Regions from separate parts of the Homo sapiens genome. Here region 1 is linked to region 2. A link is a loop called in an ENCODE intact Hi-C map of the cell type or tissue named here. Cell type or tissue: dorsolateral prefrontal cortex. All regions are shown on one strand.

The links. A loop is a pair of places that touch in the nucleus more often than their neighbours do. Peaks named below come from ENCODE experiments on the same cell type or tissue, not always from the same donor. Only the 100,000 strongest peaks of a DNase experiment are listed, where the experiment ranks them.
Region 1: it touches region 2 in a loop (1.8-fold over the local background); 1 of 110 quality-filtered maps calls a loop at or near these places.

The regions. Positions count from the first base shown.
Region 1 is chr3:43,890,701-43,898,700 of GRCh38, forward strand. The region is part of intron 1 of LOC107986081 (a long non-coding RNA gene); the gene reads right to left. Among named protein-coding and RNA genes, the nearest start is that of ABHD5, 200 kb to the left of the region's middle. In dorsolateral prefrontal cortex, no CTCF peak of the experiment used is centred here; a DNase peak (open chromatin) is centred at 3,718; H3K4me3 peaks cover 1,378 bases; H3K27ac peaks cover 1,056 bases.
Region 2 is chr3:44,106,166-44,114,165 of GRCh38, forward strand. It overlaps LOC124909489 (a long non-coding RNA gene), which reads left to right. Exons shown (of 5, transcript XR_007096256.1): 4 at 5,112-5,247; 5 at 7,999-8,000. Among named protein-coding and RNA genes, the nearest start is that of MIR138-1, 4.0 kb to the right of the region's middle. In dorsolateral prefrontal cortex, no CTCF peak of the experiment used is centred here; DNase peaks (open chromatin) are centred at 798, 2,529 and 3,786; H3K4me3 peaks cover 850 bases; H3K27ac peaks cover 272 bases.

The DNA of each region.
Region 1 (8,000 bases), 220 kb before region 2:
TAGAATCACCTGGGGAGCCTTTCACAATCCAGATGTTTGGGAGCCCTGCCTCCCCAAATCAATTAAATTAGAATCCTTAGGAATGGGACTTTGGAATCTATATTTTGTAAAGCTTCCCAAGTGATTCCAATGTGCAGCCAAGTTTAGAACCGGGACTGCAGACCAGCAGTTTGCAAACTGTAATACGCACCTGAATTATCTGAGAATCTTGTTGCAATGCAGATTCTGATTCACTAGGTACTATGGTCTGAATGTTGATGTCCTCCCAAAAGTCACATATTGGAACTTAGTCTCCAATGTTATGGTATTGAGAGGTGGGGCCTTCAGGAGGTGATTTGGTCAAGAGGATAGGGCCCTCATGAATGGGATTAGTGCCCTTATAAAAGAGGCTTGAGGGAGCCCTTTGCCTCTTCCACCACGTGAGGACACAGCAAGAAGGTACCGTCCATGAGGAATGGGCCCTCACTGAACGAGACACTGAATTTGCCAGCACCTTGATCTTGGACTTTCCGGCCTCCAGGACCGTCAGCAATAAGTTTCTGTTGTTTATAAATTACCTAGTGTAAGGTATTTTGTTATAACAGCCTGAACAGACTAAGTCACTAGGTCTATCCAGCTCCCAGGTGATGCTGCAGGTCCACGACCGCACTGCAGATAAAACGGGCAGGAAGTTATTTCCTCGGAGGCAGCATCTAAGGTTGGCATTGAGGTGTGAATTTCAAGTTAACGGTTAAATTTTTTTTTTCATAATTACTATAAAAATTCATGTATTGCAAAAAGGGATATAAATTCTATAACAGAGTTCATCTAAAAAATGTAAGGAGAATATTCATTAGCAAAGGCTTTATGCTTTTAAAAAGTAGATGTTACTGAAGATTTCATAAGAGAGGTGATGCTGGTTTCCACCTCACGTTAAGTTTATAACCCAAACAACCAGCTGAGAGCCCCAGGCATCCCCAGCCTCAGGACATCCAGGGGCCACTGCACCTCTCTGTGGCTTTATGTCCACTCAGCTCTTCCAGCCACTTTTTCCTGCTGAGTCCCCTTCAAGAGCAACACAAAATACCTCCCCTTGAATAAAAAAAGAATAACCTACTCTCTCCCTTAGAAGCACCACCTTGATGTTCCAAACACAGATCAATGCCTGTTCTCAAACAAAAGCAGTACTGTTTCTTAAAGGAACTGTGATAAGTTAAATATTCCTACTTCATTAGACCATGAGAAGAAATCTAGGTTTACAAAAATAATTACGTTTTTGTGTGTTTCTATATGATGGCTAAAGAATTCTAGATGGACCCCAAGGGGTCCAAACATTCAGGGAATTTCTAGGGCTATAAAATAACCTGTATTTATTTATCTCACTTTTCTCCCATCCCCGCCTGGCTTCTCAAATTCTCTTTGCTTTTCTCCACCAGCAGACACGGGTATCACATATCAGAGAGAAAGAATAGTTCCAGAGGAAATCTGTATTGTCCTTATTTCATAAATTGGGTTTAATAATTCATCTAAAAGAGAATTTTTAGCAACACGGTTTGCATAGAAAAAGAGAACATGCCTTCCCTAAATAGACATCTGTTACTCTTGCTGCAACGCTGAGTGGGGAGAAAAAAGGCCAGTCGGGTCCAAGTGCATCTTTCAGATTCACTAAGGACATCATGGTCTCCAGTCCCTTAGGCAAAAGTGATTTTAGAGCACGCTGTGCAAGGAAAGGAATTTAAACCACACCTGAAAAGTCTCCTCTTTGTCACTGCAGAAATTTACCTAGAGGTCATTGTGACAAACATGCCTATTCCTAAAACATCTGCAGATTATATGTCCGTTCATTTCCTGGTCATAAAATGCCACCTGCCTAGACCCCCCACTGTTGCCTCAAATATCAAACCAATGTTGTCTTGTGGGGCAGACGGTGGCAGGTTTGGGGTCTGCAGGTCTCCACATGCACACACAAAGCTGTTTAGAACGTCAAGAAAATCAGTCATTCACACAGCTGCGCTGCTCATGCGTGACAGGCTGACTTTAAATATTTGTCACTCCAACTAGCTGACATAGGGGGAGGGGAAGCTGGTAGAATGAAAGGGGAAGAAAATTAACAGAAACCCTAATTGCCCAGGTTTGCTGCCTTGAATATTTCTGCAGTAGCTCTGCGGCAAGCAGCACCATCAACGTTTTCAGACCTGACAATGGGAAAGTTGCCACGGAGTCAAAGACCCAGCCAAAGAGGCAATTAATACCTCCTTTTTTATTTTAGAGACATCATCTATCTCTCTGCCCTGAAAAAAAAAAATGGCTTGAGAATTCTTTCCTAGTTCCTTTTTCCAAAGTGCCCTTATTTTACCACGTCCTTTGCTGAGTCTTGTGCAGTCCTGGGAGCATCTGAATAAACTGAATTTCCCAAATGTTTCAAGTATCTGCAATCATATAAAGTCTTTCTCTTGAAACTTGGCACAGTCTAATGAAATAACTGAGGTATTTTTTTTGAAGGCTGTATTTTGTTTATTAAGAAAGATTGCCTGGAGCAATAACACCCAGAATTGAGAAAGAAAACGGGCACACTTATTCTACTTGGAGGTGAGTGTACTGAGCCCACCCTTCTAGATAATAGTTTGACCCCTTTAAAAGTGTGATGATCTTTGACCTGGCAATCCCATTTGTCCCAAGGAAATAGTGTGTATAAAAAATTGCTGCATTCTGGTGTCCATCATTTATAATAGCAAAAGTTGGGGAGCAACTGAAAAGTCAAAAAATAAGGCTAGTGACAAGTTAAGTCATGGCAAATTTGTATAATGAAATACGGTGTAGTCATTAAAAACATTTGTAGTAGAATATTTGATATGGGGAAATGTTCGTGATGCATTATTAAATATAAAAATTATAAAACACCATGTACATTATGATACTGTTTTAAATTTCTTTTAATCAATTTTGTGATAGTATATGCTTAGAAAAAAATCACTAGATTTTCAACAACGTATAGTATTATGGGGTGGAGAGCTGAGATTATGGGGAACTTTTAGTTTCTTCTTTGTCCTTTCCTGTATTTTCCTACTATAATGCATCACTTAAAGTCAGGGAAAAAAAATCAGAAGTGTGATCAAAGCTTATGTTTTGTCACATTTAAAAGATGCTACGAATCAGTTTAACATGCCAGTGCCCTTTATTTGATAAAGTACCATGTGTGAGATCCCACTTTGCCACGCCAAAGTCAATGACTCTGATGTTTTCCGTGCCGCTGAGTCACACGGTAGGCTACCTCTGGGTTTTCGATGAACTGAACTGTTATTTCAGAGGGAGGGAGGCGAAAAGGATTCATTATTCAATGCGTTTCAAACCGGAGTCCAGGGGGGCGGGGGGGGGCGGGCCTGCGTTTAAAAAATAACGCGTAATGGAGTTAAGATGCAGATTCTGGAGCCAGACTGTCTGAGTTCAAAGGCTCCTAATAGCTGGGCTCCTTAACCTCTCTGTGCCTCACTTCCTCGTCCGGAAATTGAAGCTAATAAGAGCACTGACTTCCCTGGGCGGCGGTTGAAGGCTACCTGTGTGGATCTGGGCACAGCGAAGAGCGGAGCCTTAACAGGGTGAGCACGCCGGTTGCGCGCTCTCCAGAGCAGCCCAGCATCTCCCGCCAGCCTCGCTGCCCGCTCCGCCCCGGCGCAGGGGCCCCAAGCCCACAGGCAACGCCAGCGCGCTCCCAACCGCTGGAGACAGAAACAATGTGCGCGCGCACACGGCCCACGTGCACGCGCGCACGCCCACGCGGCATACAGGCGCGCACGTGCACACGCGCGCCTGCACAGCTCTGCGGCTCTGCTCCGGCCCCACAGGCCCATCTTAAAGTGTTTCGTGCTCTAACTTACCAAACACGTGGCAGCCGGCAGAACGAAAAGGAAAATAAATGAACTGCGACGAAATAAAGCAGGCCTTTCCGCAGTCGGCCACGTCCAACAGCCACTTGGTTCCTAGCGCTTTCTCGTTACCCGGCTTGGGCAAAGCCAGGGAAGAAGGGGATAGGACATAGGGATGGGTTAACAAAGCGGGAGCAACAGACCAAAGTAACCTCCTTGTATTGCCCCCCACCCCTCATCCCCTGGGGACACCGGCCTGGCTCCCGTGGGACCAGCATCGCCATCCCTGTCCCCTGTACGAGACTCTCCGCTGGGCCGAGGGCCGGGCTTGTGTTTGGGAAGGTGGGTGCCAGGGCCCGTGCTCAGCGACCTTCCAGAGCAACTGCATCAAATGATGCTGGCTTTCTTCCCAGCCAGTCCCCAGCCACACCCATAGGGGACAGCAGTGGCAGCCCGGGACTCTATTTCCTGCCTACCCCTGGACAGGAAAGCCACCCGCAGGCGCCTTCACCTTGGTCCACGTCTCACTCGGATGATTCAACAAGGCTCTTTGGGAAAAAAAATTGAATTCGCCATTGAGAACACACATAAGAAACCAATAATCATTTTTGGTTTTTATGATGGAAACAGGCACAAAAATCACAATTTTATATAGGTTCAAGACTGCTTCCTCTCAGCAGCCCAGAGCTCTTTAAAGTAAAAATAAAAATAATCTTTCAGGTTTTTTTCTTGTGTATCTTATGGAATGTATATTAAAGTCCTGAATGCTAAAACTCCATTGAAATTTTATTTGGTTGGTGCAAAAGTAATTGCAGTTTTTGCCTTTTTTTAAAAAATTAAATTACTTCTGCACCAACCTAAGTAGTCTTCATTATCAAGTGAATTTCACCAACTGAACAGACTTTGAAAGAAATAGACACAAAAGGAAAAATCAGCAAACACGAATATTAAAAGTCTACTATTTAGTAGCTACTGATCCTGTTTGAAATCAATTCCTCTCTTTTTCTTCATACTGTCTCCTGGCCTCCCATATACTAGAGTTTTATAGACAACGTGGTCGCCCTCTGGAGCTGATTTGACCCCACTCCTCTTTTGGCAAAATTTTTATTTGCATTTCCCTTGTGCTCCCAACAGGTCTGTATATTAACAACATGCCTCGTTTTTGGCACAACAGCCTCATTAATTATGTCAGCAAAGAGCTGGCACTAGGGCTCCTCAGTGCCTGGTAATTCCCATTTCCTCACTGCTGGCTTTGCTGCCTCTGAACCACCAACCATCAGCAGCCCTCATTTTCCCTCTGCCTTCCCAGCCCCCTTCCTCACCTCCATTCTCCACGCCCCTCTTCCTTGCCCACTTCCCAATACTGCAAAGAACAGAACATGAGGTCCCAGAAGAATGACCCAGCAGAACTCTACTGGTTTTATTAATATGATTATTACTTGGCCTGAAAGTGGTAGATTTCCTGGATCCATATCCCAAGTCCTTCTGGCCCTCTTTGATAAGCTTTTAATGTTGATGATGATAACAATGGTTATCATTTATTGAGTCTTTACTATGCACCAGCCCCTGTGCTTAAAAAAAAAGATTACCTCCTGTAATCCCTAAAACAGCTCTAGAGACAGCTAGCATCATTAATACCATTTGACAGATTAGAAAACTGAGGCTCAGAGACTTAAGGTCACAGGACCAGAACTGGAAGGGCTAAGGTTGGACTTAAATGTGTCTACTGTCACCACTGCACGTCAGGACATTAGGTGGTCTCTTCTCTCACAACATGAAGCAATGCTAGCAAAAAGTGGCTAGGCGCTCAAGAGGTGTGAAACTTGGAAGTTACTCTAAAATGTTAAATGGCAGATAGTGCAGTGGCCTTACAAAATATCAGAAAAGCCATCTTTAAGAGTGTCAGTTTGTCAAAACAAATTATTGTCAAAACAAGCACAACAAGGAAAAACTGATTATGTTTTGTTTTGCTTTGTTTTCAGTTTCTCAAGCTTGCAGTAAAATGCTGAGATTCTGGCCAGTAATTTCCCCTTCAGACCTAACCTGCCTTGCCCAATGACTAGGTAAGTAGGACACAAGCAGTTGTATTCTCATATATTACACCTAATTTTACACCATTGGCCAGACTACCACTTTCCCTTCCCAACTGCATTTGGTATCTGGGTCGACATCCCAGGGAAAGACTTTTAAAGAACTCAAGGCTCACCTCCCACCCCCGAAGACCTGCAGTGGCTGCCATATGGAAACAACTCCGTGGTCATTAGGAGTCCCTTGACTAATATGAGTTCTCAGCCATTTTTCAAAACATTTTAAAGTGTTGATTTTATACCAGGCACTAGACCCAGGCACTGTGGATAAATAAGTGTGGTCTGTATTCTAATTTCACTTAAAAATTAATGTTTTAAAATACATTTGAACAGCTGACTCATGGGACAGAGAGAAACCAGGGATGCAGGACAATTCATATCACGTTTAAGAAAGCTAATAGCAGAAAGGATCCAAATGCATTCTGAAAAAAGAAGAGACATTAAGGACCGGATTTTTTCATTGTTTACCAAAAATGAAGAGATCTTCTCAGGAATGCATAGGACAGGTTTCTTGTCCATGCCACAGGGCAAGGCAAATGGTTTATCATAGCAGCTAAATTACATTATTTTCAAAAGTTACCAAAAGAGTACATGCTTGATATGAAAAATTCAAGCCCTATAGAAACATTAAAAGGTAGTAGCCCTTTTACAGTATTAAAAGCAATAGCCCTTTCACAGTCTCCCCGGCTACAATTTCATTCTAGGGATAACTACTGTGAACAGTTTAGTGTTGAATCAAAGGAGTCTAGGCTTCTTTCCTGAATACGACAGAAAAAAAATATCCTAAGGAACATGACCCAGAGGAAAACTGAGTTCACAGAACTTATGGAGTCTCAGCTACTGGGTTTCAAGATCCTTACTAGTGGGGTAGCTTATTCATGCCTGATCCTTGACTTCTGTTATCTGCATCGTAAAAAAAAAAAAAAAAAAAAAAAAAAAAAAGCCTAAGATGGATAACATTTGCATGTGATTATCCAGGACTCAATGACAGTCAACAGGCAAACTACCATTCCATCCTCTGGGTAAGGCATTCCAGGTTCTGGTTAGAGGCCAAATGTGCTCATCTGGCTGCTGCCACAGTCAAGCCTTAGCCAACGTTATTGTCTTTATGTTAAATTAACTCATCACATTAGTGATGTACAGAATCTTGGGTAATGGAACAGGTACAATTTAAGGCAAGAGGAAGAAAGTCAGGCTGATGAATCAATATCTTGGGTGAGGCACTGGAATAGGGGCTTTGGGAAGCTGGGGCTCTGGGCAGCTGACGTTCTGGAGAGGGTCTAAAAAGGAAAAAATGGGAACATGGCTCAAGAGATGGGCTAGGTTTAGACCATAACTTCACTCACTTTTCACTTTTCCTTGGAGCACATCAGTATAATATGAAGTTAGATTTGGGTTAGTTTCCATCAGTTTACATCAGCACAGATTTAACAAAGGACTCCACACATTCTGCTCCAGAAAGTTGACCTTGAAGGCTAGAGGGAGGAGGAATAGCCACAGCTGCCACCAGGCTTCCTGATAGCCATTCTGCCGTGCATGGTCCATCATAGAAGGAGACTACATGCCCCAGCCTCCCTTGTTCAGTGTGGCCACCTAACCCTATTCTGCTGCAAGGTAATTCGTGCAAGGGGTGTGTGCAGTGTCCCTGGAGTGTCCTTTATTTTAGGCTGGCTTCCCCAGAAAGAGATACTAACACAAAAACTTGAGTACAAGTTGTTTGTCTGGGAGGTGATTCCAGGAAGTATTAGTAGGAGAGTGGGGGAAATGTGTTAGTGTGAGTCTTCTGAGAAGTAGTTGCCAAGGTGGGATTACACATGAAAGGATTTTATTAGGGTAACTATCAACGTGAGGGAGAATGGGGAGGGAGCCACATGAGGCTCAGAGATCTCTCATACCTCCAGCCAAGTCTGACCCTGAGTGAAAGAGGTGGGGAAAGAATGTCTTAGACTGCCAGGCTGTCTATGGAAGGGTCAGCGAAGCCATCATGGAACCCTGGAGCCAAAGCCAGTGTTAGAGGAGCCCCACATCTCCTAGAACAACCTGCATTCGAGTGTCCCTGCTGTGCTCAGTC
Region 2 (8,000 bases):
TCACACATGATATTCGGGGCAGCAAGGAAACTTGCCTTTTCACACAGTCCTCCTAGAGCTTTTGAGGACGTCACTCCTTAGGTGGGTTTTGTGTAAATTGAGTTTCCGTAAAGGTTTTTCTGCAATTTGGTTTCCAAAATAGCAACAAATACTATTCAGTAAAGGCAAGGAGGTGACAATCCTTAGTGCCTCAAGTCCTAGCCATCTCTGATGATCAATACTCATGGGATCTTCACTTCCTTGTTATTACTGCCTTCCCAACTGCCCTCTACCAGCCTGGTAACTGAGATGACCACAATTTTTTAAAAAAGAAAAAAATCCAACCACCTTAAAGCATTTAAAATTCAAATAAGAATTAGAAAAGCAGAGTTCTGAGAACAAGGTCAAAAGAAGGTCTCTTTCAGTTGTATGCAAGTGTCACAGTTAAATCCTTGTGAATAGAAGAATCCAGGAACTTCCATCCCTCAGACAGGTTGAGAGAGTATGGAGCATAACTCTACAACCACCCAAAATATAGGATTTAGACAACTTCAATTTGGCCAAAAAAAAAAACGCAACTAACTAAGGCATGAAATTCACACTGTGGAAAAGAAGAAATCATAAATTCCCTCCCTGATGCTAAGTCGCGTTCAGGCAAAAGCAAATTTTCTGGCAGTGAATCAACCATTAAAAAAAGCTGCTTGCAGCACAGGGCACAGAGCAGACTTCTCAAACACTGGTGCTTATTATTCTGCTTCCAGCCTTTATTTCTCCTACCCCTCCCCTCTGAAAGCCGCGCTCAAATACAGCAATCCATCCACAGAAGAGCTACGCCTTTCCAAGATTAATTACAAGCAGGGGCCACGTGTCTGGGCTGGATGTGTGATTGATCCTGCAGGAGGAAATGCAGTGGGAAGCTAATGAGAAGCTAATGCTTGCTGCCTTTTATCCAGTAAGCAAAGTTCAAAGATGTTTACATTCTGCTAGTTAAGCAAGACCTAAGATGAATGGACTGTCTTCTCAGCATGAATTCTCGCCAAGGCAACACATGTATGTGTCTCAGAGGACCTCACCTGGGCCACAGAGGCCAGAGGGTCAGAACTCCTAATTTTGCAAATAGCTTGATTCCATCATGTTTTAATTAGCAAACTGATTATATTCAAGAGATTGGTGAATGAAAAGTAGATTAAGATCAGTGCAGCAGAATTGGGATATATAGGGTTAGAATTGGGATGTATAGACCAGTGGGAGGTATGGAGACTAGATAGGGGTCCTTGCAGCTAATTCTATAATTGGCAGGCGAGAGAGTACTCTTAGCACACCCGATGAAATGTGCTAAGATGCTGGAATTTCCTAATTTTTACAGAAAAGAAGTCTTGTTTTTTGCTACATCCTCCCCCGGGAGAAAAATTAAAAACTGAGTATGGGATTCATCAAAACAATAAAAGGAGGAGGAAAATATTCCATGTGGCATAGCTATACCTTGGAAAAAATAAATGACAAAGAGAGTTGGTAATTCAGGAGGTCCACCCTCGACTCTGATGCCTAGCAGCTGAAATGGCATCACACCAAAGATGTGTTGTGTAGCCCTGTAGCCTGGAAAGCTCCTGGTCTCTATGGCCACTTGCTAGCTATGACTTTGGGTAAGCTAATTGTCATTTCAAAGTTTCCATTTCCTTAAGTGAGAAATTGGTAAAACAGTACTATTTCAATTAAAGAAGATAATGGTCCGGGTGCTGTAGCTCACACCTGTAATCCCAGCACTTTGGGAGGCCGAGGTGGGTGGATCACAAGGTCAGGAGATCGAGACCATCCTGGCTAACATGGTGAAACCCCATCTCTACTAAAAATACAAAACATTAGCTGGATGTGGTGGTGGGCGCCTGTAGTCCCAGCTACTCTGGAGGCTGAGGCAGGAGAATGGCATGAACCCAGGAGGTGGAGCTTGCAGTGAACCGAGATCGCGCCACTGCACTCCAGCCTGGGCGACAGAGCAAGACTCCATCTCAAAAAAAAAAAAAAAAAGAAGATAATGAATGTGAAGCATCCAGGCTGGTAACAGAAACATAGTACATGCTCAACTCATGATAAGGCTATTTGTTAGACGTTCCAGTAGCACCTGGGAAAAGCAGGAGGGAAAGGGCAGTGTTCAGTGGCTGGGTTGGCAAGGGAAGCATACTGCTCTTTTGTGTAGCAAAATACTTTTCACACAGAGGGCAAAAATCCTGTCCTGACACCTCTGACACCAAATAGGTTTAATGTCCTCCCCTCACAGTTACCATAATGATGTCTAGGCACTCACATCAGGATGCATATTCAGCTCTGTCCAAACATGGGACTTTCAAATCTATACATGCACACCATCATCTAAAAACCACTCATAGGTCTTAGCAAGAATTAGTCTAGACTAACACAAAAAGGACTGTATGGAGCTGAAGGCTATTTGGAGCAAGAAATCAGCCAGGGTGAACTGTGGTTTAACAGCAGTGAGCACCGCCTCATCTCTAGAGTCTGTGTTGGAAACCAGGCCCCATGCTGGCAGCTTTCCCTCCCCAGTCCCACATAACTCTCACAACATCTACATGAAGGCTGTGAGGAGATGAGGAAGCAGATGGATGGAGAATTGGAGAGGGAAGCCCAGGTGCTTTGCAGGGGCTCCATAACCATAATGGCCATTATTTATGGGGCACTTATGGTGTTCCCAGCGGCATGCCATGCACCTCACGTGTACTTTTTTATTTAATCCTCAAAATAACCCTGCTGTGTAAAACCAAGTCTCACCATTGCTAATGTGGGGATTGTAAGAGTCTCACAGGTCAAGCAACTTGCCCAAAGTCACACAGCAGCAGGCCTAGGACTCAGGCCCCGGGGAACCTAATCACAGTCCCAGCGCTTATACCCCCAGAATGCTTCCTCACATCCACCAAAGGCTACCAAGGTAACATAGAGACCAGCGGGAGGCATGAAGACTAGATAGGCATCCTTGCAGCCAGATTTCTGTAATTCGCAGGCAAGAGAGTACAGTTAATATCTGAAGACCCTAAAAGATATGCCCTGTGGAATTTTACCATGCGCTCTGCCTATGTACTATGCAAATGGCAGTGAGTTTTGACAAATTTCCCAGTCTATGCTAATATCAGCTTACATTTACCCACTGCCTGCTATATGTGTACCAGCACTGTTCTGAGTGATTGACATGTATTAACGCAGAATCCTTACAGCAATCCTGTGTGGCCGGTGCTATGGTTATGCCTATTTTACAGATAAGCAAAATGAGGCCAGAGAGGTAAAGCAACATGCTTAGTGTCACAGAGGTAGAAGCGGTCCAGCTGGGATTTGAACCTGAGCAAATGTGGCTACAAGGCCCACCCAGGCTCTTACCTGCACGGGGACATGAACTAGAAGAGCAGCACACTGTGGGGCCTGGAGATTCGGCTCCTCCATGTGTCAGGTGAATACCTGACACTGGTGACTGCAGGAAGGGATGTGCCTCATCTAACAATTCATGTGAATGATTCCACCAAGCCTTAAAGAGGACAGCACCAAAGACAAGTGACAGGTATGCTTTCCATTCAACCATCCTCAAGCCCTTCATGTCCTTTATGGTAACTGTGAGGGTAGAACGTTAAACCTATTTGGTGTCAGGACAGGACAGGATTTTCCAGCCATGGAAAAGAGATGTTTAGCTGATCTTCCTGTTTTAACCCTTTTCACTTAGCGTATTCAGCTGACGCTGGGTGGGGCTGCCAGAAACAGTTTGGAGGCATGCTGAGTGCCGTGACATCCTTGTCTGAAAGACATGGCCGCTGGCTGGCATCCAACACTGTGGTTGACTTTCAAACCATTTAATTGAAATCATTTTTTTAAAAGGAGGGGTAGGTGCCAGAGTAGGAGAAAGATCTTGGCAAAAACCTTATACGCACTTTTTCCACCACTGGCTTGACCAGACAGGGCCACAAAGCCGATACAACAGGATTAGCAAAATTGCATTGTTGGACATAGGCACAGCGTGACAGGTGGTACAGCAAAGGCATTTGGCAGGATTAACCTGCCAAGGATAAAGATGTAGCAGACAAGGGGCTGAATTAATGGATTGGCATGACCAAAGCAGGGAAATCTATTTGCATGCAATATTAACTGTGCTAATAAACTCCAGGCTGAGCTCAGCAGGCCAGGCAGCCTCTTTGAACCAGGGGTTTTATTTTTCACCTAGAAGGCTTCTGCCAAGATAGGCTAAAACAAACAAGCTTTACAGGTTGCCTTTTGGTTTTTTTGCCATCATCTTAAAGTAGACATGCTGTCTTAAATGCCTACAATAACATGTATGCTTTACTGACCATGTAGAATGATCCTAATACCTCAGAATTTGGAAGCCAAAAGGTCCTCCATTTAGAGGGTGATTGTCTATGAAAAAGCAGTGAAGAAATATAGATACGGCACACTCTGGAAAACACCTACTTGGGATAGGTTGTTTTATCTGAGTTTTATATTCTGATTTCCTGAAAGTCGGGGGGGTCTGGAGTGAGCAGGCAAGATGTCCAAGATGCAGAATCTCAGGAAGCACCCATGGTCTAGCTCAGACGAGAGCAGGATCAGCACGGAGGGTGCCTCTCTCCTCTCGCCCTGGCCCCATCCTGGCAACAGCATAACATCCACCCATTCAAAACCATGAGTGGACTTGAATACACTTCACACTGACACTAACTGCACTGCTGAGTGTTGGGCAGTAGTCCAGGAAGCGTTGTAAGAGACTGAGGAAGGGAGCCAGTAAAGGTTATCCATCAGGTTACTGCTGCTGGCACATGCGGACCTCTGTGAGCTGGTGTAGAACACATCTCAGGGTTATCCCACCCAGGGGGCCAGAGAGCCGGGTGTTTATCCACTAACCCCCGTCCGTCACTGGTTGATGCTCCTTGGGAATGTTAACTCCTTGGCACTCAGCCAGCCCACATGCAGCCTGAAGACCCCTGCTCTGGCAGGGGTCTGGACTGGGAGTTTGGGTGGCCATGGAGATGAAGAAATGCACTTAATATGGCAAAATATTGGAACTTTCTGGACATTCTGATGATTCACAGGGGACACAAAGAACAGATTTTTACTATCATAGTGCCCTTACACCCCCTGCTTTGCAGGAACTCCTTATGGAATGGAAGCACATCCAGGCTGAAGGCCCCTGTGTTCCAGATGCTGTGTGAGTGTTGACCTGCCAGGCGACTCCACGATGGCTTCCGTCCTCAGGTTCACCATCAACTAAGACAGACTGAAGATGTAAGTAGTAATGGAAGGACACAAAAGGTACAAGAGTCAGAGGCCAGGCCAAGAGTGCAAGCTGAGCAATGGGCAAGGAAGGCCTCCTTGATGGCTAGCTCCAGAACTGGGACTGCAGAAAGAGGAATTTTCTCGATAGAAAGGGGTGTGGGCCTTCCAGTCAGGTTCAGATCCACAGAAGCATGCACATGTGGTATGCTGGGGCACCACTGCACCACCGGGGAGGGTCATGCTGGAAAAGAGGCTGCAGGATCTGGGACTCACTCTATCCTGGGGCAATGGGGAGTTTAGGAGAGGGTGAGTCAGATCAGCATGAAGTTAGCCTAGAGTCAGGAAGATGAGTTAAGAGGTCTGACAGTCTATTGAAGTAAAATTATTCATTACAGAATAGCACCATGTATGTTTCTAAAATACTTGGTGCCATATTTATTCTCCTGAGGGATTCATCTGAGCACTTAGAAAAGAATAACTGGGCCATTGAGTCTTGGTTGAAATCATTCATTCATCCAACCAGTATTCATCAAGCATCTCCCACATGGCCAACGCTGGGAACCCAGTGTTGAAGTTGGAGGAGACTTCACTCACATGCCATGAGAAGTGCAAGGAAGAGGACCAGCTACCTGTAGAGCATGTTACAGAGGAGTCAGGTCTGGTCTGAGGTTGGAGGTCCAGGAAGTGACTGGAGTTGAAGCTTGAAGGAGTTGGTATTCAACATGCAGAACTGGGAAAAAGGCATTCCAGGCAGAGGAAGCAGCTTGTGTGAGGGCACTGGGGTGAGAGGGAGCATGGTTCATTTGAGAAGTTAAGAAAGCACAGAGAGGAGGAGAATAGGGAGGGTTAGGGGAAGAGGGGGTAGGGCCTGTGCCAGGCCTGGCCCTGCCCTTTAAGGTGCCAAGTCCTTGCAAGCATTGGAAGTTAAAACATGATGGCCATTTATTGATGATTTATTGATCTCTCTGTATCCCCTTGGGCACTAGCGGATTCTCGACAGAACCACAAAGTGGAGTTGGCTGCAGATGAGTCTGTTCATGGCCCCAGTTTCTCACCTATTCCTGAGTCACCTTTTGCCCCTCAGACACAGAGATGGGATAGCGCCAGGATGTGGGTTTGTGTTGTCTAATTTCTTGGAGTTTGTACAGGTTTTACCTGGTACCAGCGTGACCTTCCCATGTACCCTCTTGGTCAGCAACTTTTTACAAGGAGTTAATCCCACTTTCTGGAACTTGCTCATTCTCAAAGTGAGTGGTTATTGGTCCTCAAGACAGTCCGCAGAAATTTCAGCCCCATGGGAAAGAAAAAATTCCAGGTCTCTACCTGATGCTTGGAAAGCCAGCCATGTTAACTTAGTCAACACCAATGCTCATCAAATACACACATTTATCTAGTGTTCCCAACCTACATTCCCAGCCTGGGATTCTGTGGGCCAGAGGCCCCAGTGTAGAGATTATAGCCTAATGTCCCAGCAGAGAATCACTGATTGCAGATAGGAAAAATCCAGACATTTCTGAACTCCAAGACCACAGTGATTTATGTGGCCTGGTGATAAGCTATGATTGATATATTACTCAAAGTTTCTGCTTCCCCCAACTCTGGCAAGAACTTTGGCAGAACTTCTATGCCATATCCAGTACTAGGAAGTTGCCAAGTTTATGTCCTTAAAATAAAGTGGGTTCCAAGATAGATGGCAGAAAGTGGGAAATGTGATTTTTCTTGATTGGGTAACTAAGAACCACACAGCATGCGGGAGCCATTTTGGGCCAAAGAGCTGTTCATTTAAAGTGTTTATTGACACCTGGAAATAGGGTTTAAACTTCAAATGCTATTTTCACATCAAGTTTATGCTATATAATTTCATAATGGTGATAAAATCCAGGCAGCTACCAAAAGGAGAGCTCCCAAGTGATCTTACTACTGGGTTTCCGTAGTACAGACATTCAGGATCCTGGACCCGCTGAAGCCAGGGGAGGAAGCACCCTGGCGGGTCACTGGCTGATGGAAGGACAGGCGCCGTGATGGTTAAGTGTGTCCATGTTGGCTACCTGATTTCTTTTCAGCCAGTCTCAGCTTTGGTTGGTTTGTTTGACTGCCTCAAATCCTCGGTGGTCACCCTTATTTTTTATCTGGAATGTGTTCCCCACTCTGTAGAGGACTGAGCAGGGAGATTGCTGTGCATCCTTGAAGGGTTCCATTTTGACCCTGATCATCCTCAGTAGACATGGAAGCTACTCCAAGCGTGGCCTTGGAGGTTTGGGGACCCTGGACAGCATACAAATGGAGGGGTGAGGGGCAGCCGAGGGAAAGAAATTACTCAGAATATGCAGTAAGAACCATGTCTGGTTTCTGGTTTCTGTGTTTGGCAACACAGTAATGGGATTCCTTGCATTTCTCCCAGAAAAGCATTGGTGGGGAAAAAACTTTGTTCTGGGAGGTATGGTGATCATCAAATGCTATGAAGGCCCACACTGGACATACTTAAGCTGTGGAGGGCTGTGTTTCCCTTTGAGCATTTATTGAAGGCAGATCCTCTTCCCAGAGAAATACCAACACACAGGTAAGTTTGTGTTCAGGACCCGGGACTCCTTGGAGCCATGGATACCCACCCATGACCCCTATGGGATGGGGAAGTTCACAAAAGGCACAACGAAAAAAAGTCTTTCAGGTGGGGCTGGGGAAGGCAGTGAAATGTTAGCATATGCTTGCTTCCCGGTTCTCACTTCTGGCTGTTCTCTGTCCTCTCTCCACCTCCGGCAGCA